Linked DNA regions of Mus musculus: regions 2 and 3 are each linked to region 1. Evidence: chromatin contacts called from ENCODE Hi-C or POLR2A ChIA-PET data. All regions are on one chromosome and are shown on one strand. Each heading gives the region's core, a stretch centred on a gene start or an enhancer-like site at or near the end of the contact. The rest is flanking DNA. Distances are from core to core; before and after follow the strand shown. Region 1 holds the start of Mafk (v-maf musculoaponeurotic fibrosarcoma oncogene family, protein K (avian)). Region 2 holds the start of Micall2 (MICAL-like 2). Region 3 holds the start of Psmg3 (proteasome (prosome, macropain) assembly chaperone 3).

The links. Hi-C counts contacts between places; a loop is a spot of excess contacts on that map. ChIA-PET counts read pairs that join two places held with the same protein, here RNA polymerase II (POLR2A).
Region 2: POLR2A ChIA-PET joins it to region 1 with 14 read pairs in Patski. The contact joins the promoter of Micall2 here to the promoter of Mafk in region 1. POLR2A ChIA-PET finds 5 or more read pairs at or near these places in 2 of 5 experiments (Patski and embryonic stem cell).
Region 3: POLR2A ChIA-PET joins it to region 1 with 42 read pairs in Patski. The contact joins the promoter of Psmg3 here to the promoter of Mafk in region 1. A Hi-C loop is called at or near these places in 3 of 37 maps with a recorded cell type or tissue (adrenal gland, gastrocnemius and heart). POLR2A ChIA-PET finds 5 or more read pairs at or near these places in 1 of 5 experiments (Patski).

The regions. Positions count from the first base shown.
Region 1 is chr5:139,790,171-139,792,975 of GRCm38, reverse strand. It overlaps Mafk (v-maf musculoaponeurotic fibrosarcoma oncogene family, protein K (avian)), which reads right to left and starts at 1,440. Exons shown (of 3, transcript NM_010757.2): 1 at 1,264-1,440.
Region 2 is chr5:139,734,892-139,737,696 of GRCm38, reverse strand. Micall2 (MICAL-like 2) reads left to right here and starts at 1,364. Exons shown (of 17, transcript NM_174850.3): 1 at 1,364-1,679. The coding sequence starts at 1,537.
Region 3 is chr5:139,825,535-139,828,339 of GRCm38, reverse strand. It overlaps Psmg3 (proteasome (prosome, macropain) assembly chaperone 3), which reads left to right and starts at 1,446. Exons shown (of 3, transcript NM_025604.4): 1 at 1,446-1,618; 2 at 1,976-2,212. The coding sequence starts at 1,997.

The DNA of each region.
Region 1 (2,805 bases), core at 191-2,690:
GGTTTTTGTCATCAGTGAGGGCTGTCCCCAGTGACATGGGCTGCAGGTAGGTCCTGCCTATACAGCTTTCTTGACTCCATCCACATGCTTAAATTCACACCTACTGTTTCAGTTTGGTTTTGTGTGACAGTGTCTCGCTATGTAACTAAGGCTGGTCTTGAACTAGCTAAGCAATCCAGGCTAACCTTAAACTCAAGATCTTCCTGCCTCAGACTCCCATGTGCTAGGAGTACAAGCATGTGCCACCATAACATAATGGCTTTAGACCAACACCTTTGAAAGAAGTTACCTGGCCCTAAAACACCAGCTCAAAGCATCAAAGTACCCACGTGCACTCCACCAGATACCTTCTGAAATGTTGCTGCCACAGTATGACCTCAGCAGTGCCAACCTCTGGGGTCCCAGGGCTAATTTTAGTGACTCCACAGGAGTGGAAGGGGTGAACTACCTACCAGCTGAGACACAAGCTAGCTTTTGAGGACTGAGTGTACTGAGTGCCTGTCCATCAATTGGAAGGCGAACTGTTAAAGTGCATCTGTGTTAGCAATGAGAGCTGTGTGAAAAGCGAGGCTCAGACTAACTTCCCTAGAGAAACAAGAGCACCAAGCAGCCTCACCTCCCAAATACCGACTGCGTTCTTACGGGGCAAGTTCTAGGAGGCTGGAGTGGCTGTTATCTCAAGGATACCAGAAGAGGAGTCTATCTCCCCCAAAGAGATCTAATCTAGGCACCTAGGACCCACGAGGCTTTCTTCACCTGTAATTTGCTAGAGTTTTTGCTTCTGATTTCTCGCCGCACGCTCGTAAACATGCACACTCTTAACACGCCTATCCGCTCACCCTACTAGGGAACCTCGCACTTCAGAGTTGGATGGGACCTTGGCCCCAGACCACACCTGAAGAAAGTGACGGAAGCGATAGGCTGGCCAAGACGGTCACCTGCCTCGCTCCCCACCCACAGCTTCCACATCCGGCACCGCTGGCCGGTCAGCTGATTAGAAAGTGACACCAGTTACTCAGGCCCTTTCGGGGTCCCGGCCGGGGGCGAGGTGGGGGCGAATTCTACGCCGACGGAAATGGCCAGGTGCGCACGGCTCCCGGGTGCCACTCTCCCGCACGTGGTGGGTCCCGTGTGGGCCTTGAGCTAGGTCCCGCGTGGCACGTGCTCGAGGCCCAGGCTGGGTCCCGCGGCCTTCGGGGTGCTCCTCCCGCAGGTGCACGAACTCTGGGTTCCCCTACCCAGTTCCCGAAGCCCCTCACTCACCCGGGTCGCGCGCGGGGCCGGGCGCGGCGGCTCCTTGCGGACACGCACTCTTCACAAGCGCTTCTGCTCTCGCGCTCCCCTTAGTCGCCGTCTCCGCCTGCGCGCTTCGGACTTCTCGTTCCGACTCGGCGAAGAACAACAAGTCCCTGCCACCCGCCGCCCGCCGCCGGCTCCCCAGTACTGACACCGCTTCCGGGATCGCGCGTCGAAGCGCGTCACCGCCCCGCCCCCGCGATGGCCACGCCCCTAGTGATCACGCCCCTGTTGCTCACGCTTCTTCGCTCACCAAAACCACGCCCTCTCTGGCCGCGCGTCGGCACCACGCCCCTGATGGCCACGCCCCTCGCTGCCCCAGTCCCTGGGTCCTCCTACATGCTTCCACGTGCAGTTGTCTCATTGCTGAGCTCCTGGCCCTGTCCATCCCCAACACACCCGGGGCGGGGTCTGTGCTCCTTTCCCAAGGTAGGGGGTGTCAGGCGAGCGTGACGCACACTGGGTATGGACCCCACGTTTCCTTGAACTTTCAGCCTGGGCATTATGTCTCTATGTCACCCACTGTCGTCTATGCTACTCACTGTGATCCTGAGGCTGCTGGAGCCTCCCCGGGTCTTGGCAGAGAGAATAGAGGCCAACTGGCTAGTGACCATGTTCTGGACCTAACACCAAGCCCACGTCAAGGTGGCGAAGTGGCTCAGTTACACCACATAATCAGCAAGGCAGATGCACCCTACAAAGGAGAAAGAGATATGTATGTAGCATCCTCTTCTGACCCATACCATGACCTTTTGATTTATATCTGAGACAGAGGTAAGGTCTCACTGTGCAGCTCAGAGTGGCCTGGAACACTTATAAAACTTTATTTTTTTTTTTTACTTATTTATATGTGTGTTCATATGTATGTGGATTGGTGTGCACACACTACCACGAATGTGTGGAAGTCAGAGGGCAACTTTAGGGAATCTGTTTTTTCTTTCCACTTTTGGGTTCCGAAAATTGAACTCAGACTTGGTACCTTTACCCACTGAGCCACCTCACTGGCACTGTCTTGAAGCTCTTAATCCTTCTGCCTTCACCCTAAGTGCCTTCACCTAAGCCTGCCCCTCCCCCTCCCCCTCCCCCTCCCCCCTTCTCCCTCTCCTCCCTCCCTCTCCTCCCTCCCTCTCCCTCTCCCCCTCCCCCTCCCCTCCCCCTCCCCCCTCTCCCTCTCCCTGTAAGCAATGGATAGTGTCTTAGTTAGGTTTTTACTGCTGTGAATAGTCACCACGACCAAGGTAACTCTTATAAGGACAACATTTAGTTAGGGCTGCCTTATAGGTTCAGAGGTTTAGTCCATTATCATCAAGGATCATGGTAGCATCCAGGCAGTCATGGTGCAGGCAGAGCTGAGAGTTCTACATCTTCATCTGAAGGCTGCTAGGAAGACTGACTTCCAAGCAGTAAGGATGAGGGTCTTAAAGCCCACACCCACAGTGAGACACCTATTCCAACAAGGCCATACCTCCTAATAGTGCCACTTCCTGGGCCTAACATATTCAAACCACA
Region 2 (2,805 bases), core at 115-2,614, 55 kb after region 1:
AGAAATTCTGTCTCAGAAACAAAACAAAACAACAAAAGAACATTCAGGGCAGCCCCTGGCTCTAACTGAGGACCTGGGAGAGGTACTTTCCTTAATCACCCCTGGCATCCTCAGAGACTTGAAAGAGGCTAAGAGTCTCCTGTCTCAAGACCCCTGGAGCGTGCCCCCTCAGCCTTCCTTTCCTCCTCTGTGAATGTAGAGCGGTTATTCTGGCTGGCTTGGCACCCTTGAGGGTGAAGGGAAAGCAGACAGTATTTTAAAGTTTGAGACAGGGTCTCAGGTCGCCCATGTCAGCCTTGCACCCCATATGTATCCTGGGATAAGCTTGGATTTCTGATCTTCCAGCTTCTCCCCGCTGAGGGCTGGGATTCCAGGTGTGTGCCATCACGACCAGTATCTGTCTGATGGGAAAGCACACTACTCAGCAAGGTCCACCCCAGCTTCCAACCAGACAGCTTTGTAGACCCTGAAAAGGGACACTCCTCAGAGGTTGCATCTACCCTAGCCTCTGTTTTCCCATTTGTCAACAGGCTGCCAACTCTAGAGGCTGAGGCAGGAGGATGAGTTAGGCAGACTAGGCAGCTTGGCCTCAACTTTAAAAAATAAAATAAAATAAAAGAACGCTGTTGCGGGTTTGGACTGGAGAGATGGGTCAGTCGTTAAGAGCATTTGCTGCTCTTCCAGAAGTCCTGGGGTTTAGTTTCCAGCACCCACATGGCAGCACAACCCGCTCCAACTCCGATTCTAGAAGAGCAGGGGCCTTCTTCAGGTCTCCCGGGCTACCAGACACACAAGGGGTGCAGATACACTTTCAGACCAAAGCCCATATGCATAAGATAGAATTAAAAGTAAGAAAGAAAACCGTAGCTGGGAGTGTAGCTCAGCTGGTGGTATGCTTGCCTGGCATGCAGGAAGCCTCAGGGTCCATACCCAGCACTGCACAAACCAGGCATGGTGTGGGGCACAAGCCTGTAATCCGAGAGCAGTAAAGGAGGTGGAGGCTGGGGAATCTGAAACACAAGGTCATCTTTGCTTTTATAATAAGCTAGAGGCCAATGCGAGCTACATTGGTCCCGGTCTCAAGGAAAACAAAAAAAGAAAACCCCGACGCCTCTGCTGGGAGTTATGGCTAAAGGCCAAGGCGGGAGCCAACGCCCAGAGTACCGGGCCCCTATTCTTCAAGTCCCAGGAAAGAGGGGGCGTGGTCTTATGTGGGCGTGCCCTTTGTGGGGCGTGGGTGTGGCCTGACCAAACTGGGGCGGTGCGGCCGGAACAAGGAGCCTGTGTGGAGCTTGGAGCTGGTGAGCCAGGCCTTCAAGAGGCGTGATCTTGTGGGGGCGGGTCTGAAGAGGCGGGGCCTCTAGGGGGCGGGGCCGGCGGCCTCGCAGGCGTCAAGAGTGTGTGGGGCGCCGGTCTCCCGGTGTTCTCTTCTTCCAGCCCGGCTGGTGGTCGGCGGGTCCGGGCCTCCTGCGCGTCTCGGGCCCAAGAGGGGCCTGTAGCCAGCTCCTCGAGCCGCCAGCCCGTCCTGCCGCCCATATGGCCGCCATAAAGGCCCTGCAAGAATGGTGCCGGCAGCAGTGCGAGGGCTACCGGGACGTGAGCATCACCAACATGACCACCTCGTTCCGCGATGGCCTGGCCTTCTGCGCTATCTTGCACCGACACCGGCCTGACCTTATGTGAGTGCTCTTTAACCCCTCTGTCGGGCTCTGATGTGCCGCTGCAAACGGGAAACTGAGGCCACGCCTGCCTTGGGATCCGGGTCGGAGGTTTCAGACACACCCCTCTCAGATGGGCCACCCGGGGTAGAGCAGAGACCTGCAGGTACAGCCTATTTGGTGGTCTCCAAGGCTGTGGCAGTCAAGTAGCCTCTGTGCAGGCCACCAAGTGCAGCTGGGCCAGGGGCCAGGACATGGGCTGTCCAGCCGGCTTAGTCAGTGGTGACTCAGGGCAGCGTCCGCCTTCCCCGAGCTCCCTGAGAAAGGGCAAAGGAACAGCTCCTGGGGGTCTGAGGTCTGGCCCCAAGATCAGGGCCATTTGAGGCTTCTAGTGGGATTACTGCCCCTCCTCTAATTTGTCTAGGCATCTTTGGGAAAGCAATCAAAGAGGGAAGCGCAAGCCTTTTAGCACCTTAGAATGACAGGAGACAATGGAGTCTGGGCCATCATCCTTGGAAGTTGTAGGAGAGGACAGGGATTGGGTCTAAAGCCTTCTATAGAAGAAGAGTCTTGGCATAGGAAGTTGGGAAGCAAGCCAGCTCTGTCTTGTTGAAGGACCTTGGCCCACAACTCAAACTGTTCTATCAGTTATTCACTTAGCAAACACTTAGGCAGACTCTGTTACAGGGACCTAAGTTAGTCTGGTGACCAGAGTCCTGAAATGGGACAAGATCACCTACAGCCCATGCCCTTCAGAGGAAAGCATTCTCCTGTACATGGTACATAAATGCAGAGTTGGCTGGTCTGGGAGTGTTTCCCAGGGAGGTCTTAGGGCTGAGTGAGGCTCCAGGCAGCACCTGTGGAGCCCACCTCAGCCAGCCTTCTTGCTGTGCAGATGGGGAAACTGAGGCTCCGAAAAGGAAAAACAAACAAATATTGTTCGTGTTACACAATGTGTCAGGAAGAGCCAGGCCTGGTGCTATCAGACTCCCTTGTGCCAAGCTTTGCTCTGCTCAGGAAGCCGGAATCTTGAGCAAGAAGTAGGCTTCTGCCCTGTGGTTATGAATTCCCCACCCCAACCCCCGAGCTGCTTGGGAGGGCCCCATGGCATGAGCCTCAGTCACTCTCAGGGAGATGGATGGTGTGA
Region 3 (2,805 bases), core at 197-2,696, 35 kb before region 1:
GGAGAGAAAAGAACAAAAGAAAGAAGAAGGGTAGAAGGGGCCTGAGGAAACTGACCTCTGACCTTCATACATATGTATACACACACACACACACACACACACACACACAGGAACCCACACACAAAAGAGTGAGTTTATGTTATTCTTGAAAGTAGATGAAACCGAAGATAATCGTGTTAAGCAAATTATGCCAGTCTCAGAAAGACAGACACCATATGTTTTCTCTGACTGGTGGGGCCTAGATTTTACATAGTCACACTGAACCGTGTGTGTGTGTGTGTGTGTGTGTGTGTGTGTGTGTGTGTGTGTGGTGTACATTTAAGAAAACAAACAGGAAGGAGGGGAGAAAAGGGAAGATAGAGGGAAGGGGGATATGCTCAATTTACAGTCTATAATTTTAAGAAAAAAGTGCTTTGATTTAACAGGTCACCATTAAGAGCACCACTTGTTGCTCTTGCTGAGGACCAGGTTCAGTTCCCATCACCTACATGGCAGCACATAACTGTCTGTAACTCCAAATCTAGGAAACACAACACCCTCTTCTGGCCTCTGTGGGTACTGCATGCACATGACACCATATACAGGAAGGCAAAAATACTCATGCAAATAAATAAACAAACAAACAAATACTGTTTAATTCTTTTAAGTATTCTGCAAGATGAACAATAATTAGTGTAAATGAGACTTGCTCCTCGATACCCACAAGAAAAAAGGAAAAAAATGAAAGAAAGAGGGAAGGAGAAAAAAATGATGGTTGGGATTTGGCTCAGTTTGTGAATGCTTGCGTAGCATACATAAACTCCTGGATGTTATCCCCACACCAGCAAACCATGTGTGGGGTGTGTTCCTGTCATCCCTGCACTTGGAAGGAGAATCAGGAGTTCAATATTTTCCTTGATCAACCTAGGGTACTTGTGACCCTGTCTCAAAAAACAGAAGAGGAGGGGGAGGAGGAGAAGAGGAAAAGAAGGAGGAGGAGGAGGAGGAGGAGGAGGAGGAGGAGGAGGAGGAGGAGGAGGAGGAGGAGGAGGAGGAGGAAATAATCCTAGAACTCGGGAGGATATGTGAGTTTGAGGCCAGCCTGGTCGACATAGTGAGTTCCAGGACAACTAGGGCTACACGGAGATACCGTGACTAAAAGAGGCAAAACTGACAGACAAACAGACGAAACAAGTTACTGTATATTAAGTGTGCCTTAGCCAAAGCCAGGTACACACCAAGTGAAAACAAATATTAAAATATTAATAATATTAAAACAAATATTATTTTGTGTCCACAGCTAGGACACAAAGCTCCCTACACAGGTGGTCAAGCACCGCCACCGAGATCCTGGAGCTCGGAGAGGCACACTGTCCCTTTAACACGAAGCCTGGACGGCTCCTTTGCAGCACGGAACCTTAGGCCCTGGGACTGCCGTGGCCTACGGACCTTAGGCCCAACGGACAGGAACCGGAAGTTCTCGCCGGGACTTCTGCTAAACCATTGCTGGCTTAGTTGCTCCCTGAAACCGCTTTCTGGCGCTGCTGGTGGGGTGAGCGCTGGTTGCCGAGGGTTTCGGTCCCAACTGCTGTCAGTAGTGATCCAGCCATCCCCAGTCCTGCGCCGTCGGGGCTCCCCGGTGAGCTCGGCCGTTTTCCTCATCCCTGATAATCTGGAAGTGGGACAGCTAGTCGCGGGGATGGCGGTCATCGCAAGCAGTGCGGCGGGACAAAGACGCTCACAAAAGCCCGCACGAGCATGCGCGCACTCGCTTTTGGGTTGGGGCGTGGTATTGATAACAGGGTCTCCCCCATGTAGCTCAGGCTGGCCTCGAACTGGGACTTCTCCAGCCTCAGCGTCCCCTGTCCTGGGATGGCAGACATGTGCCACCACGTGCAGCTTGGAATGGGCCGCTTGTCATTTCTGCTGTCGAGCTCCAGGTTGTGTCCGATTCTGATTGCTCCATCCCTTGTTTTCTTTTCTTTTAAAACTAAAGCCTCCGCTGAAGAACGGGACCATGGAAGACAAACCACTGGTAGTATCTAAACAGAAGACAGAAGTGGTGTGCGGTGTGCCCACCCAGGTGGTCTGCACGGCCTTCAGCAGCCACATCCTAGTTGTGGTGACCCAGTTCGGGAAGATGGGTACGCTAGTGTCCTTGGAGCCCAGCAATGTGGCCAATGACATCAGCAAGCCAGTGCTCACCACGAGAGTCCTCCTCGGGCAGGACGAGGTAATGGGAGTTGAGAGCATCTTTTTTTCTGCTGTCATTTGTCCATAGGGATATGGGGTGCCTGATAGGCACAACTCCATACGTACCCAAACTATGCGCAGTGAGCATTTTCCAGGGCCATTCTGGACTGAGGGTGTCCTGGCTGGCTCGAGTGATGCTTTTCCCAGCGTGTTAGCATTTTACTCAACACTCGGGGAGGGATTGATTTTTATGACATAGCCATTTCCTCAGTTTGACCCTGTCCTGATGGCTCTATGTTTATGTCTGCTTCTTGAGTCTTGACAACAGTTCCCTTTGCAGGCCTGTCTGTCTTGATTAGGAGTAACCAGAGAGACGGTAGGCAGAGGTACCAAGGAAAAGTCTTAATACTGCCTCCTGGGCAGTTCCCTCTGTCTGCTTTATGCAGTCCACGTGGTGCTCTGAATCACTGTTGTCCTAGCTTAGGGGGTTTGGGGAAAGCGTGAGACGCTGGCCTAGGTCTCTTAAGGAAAGCATTAGGAGCAGACAGTGTTTGTCCCCAGTGTGACTATACACACCTGTAATCCTTTCAGGGGGAGGCTGCGGCAGAAAAATTGCTACAAGTTTGTGATCAG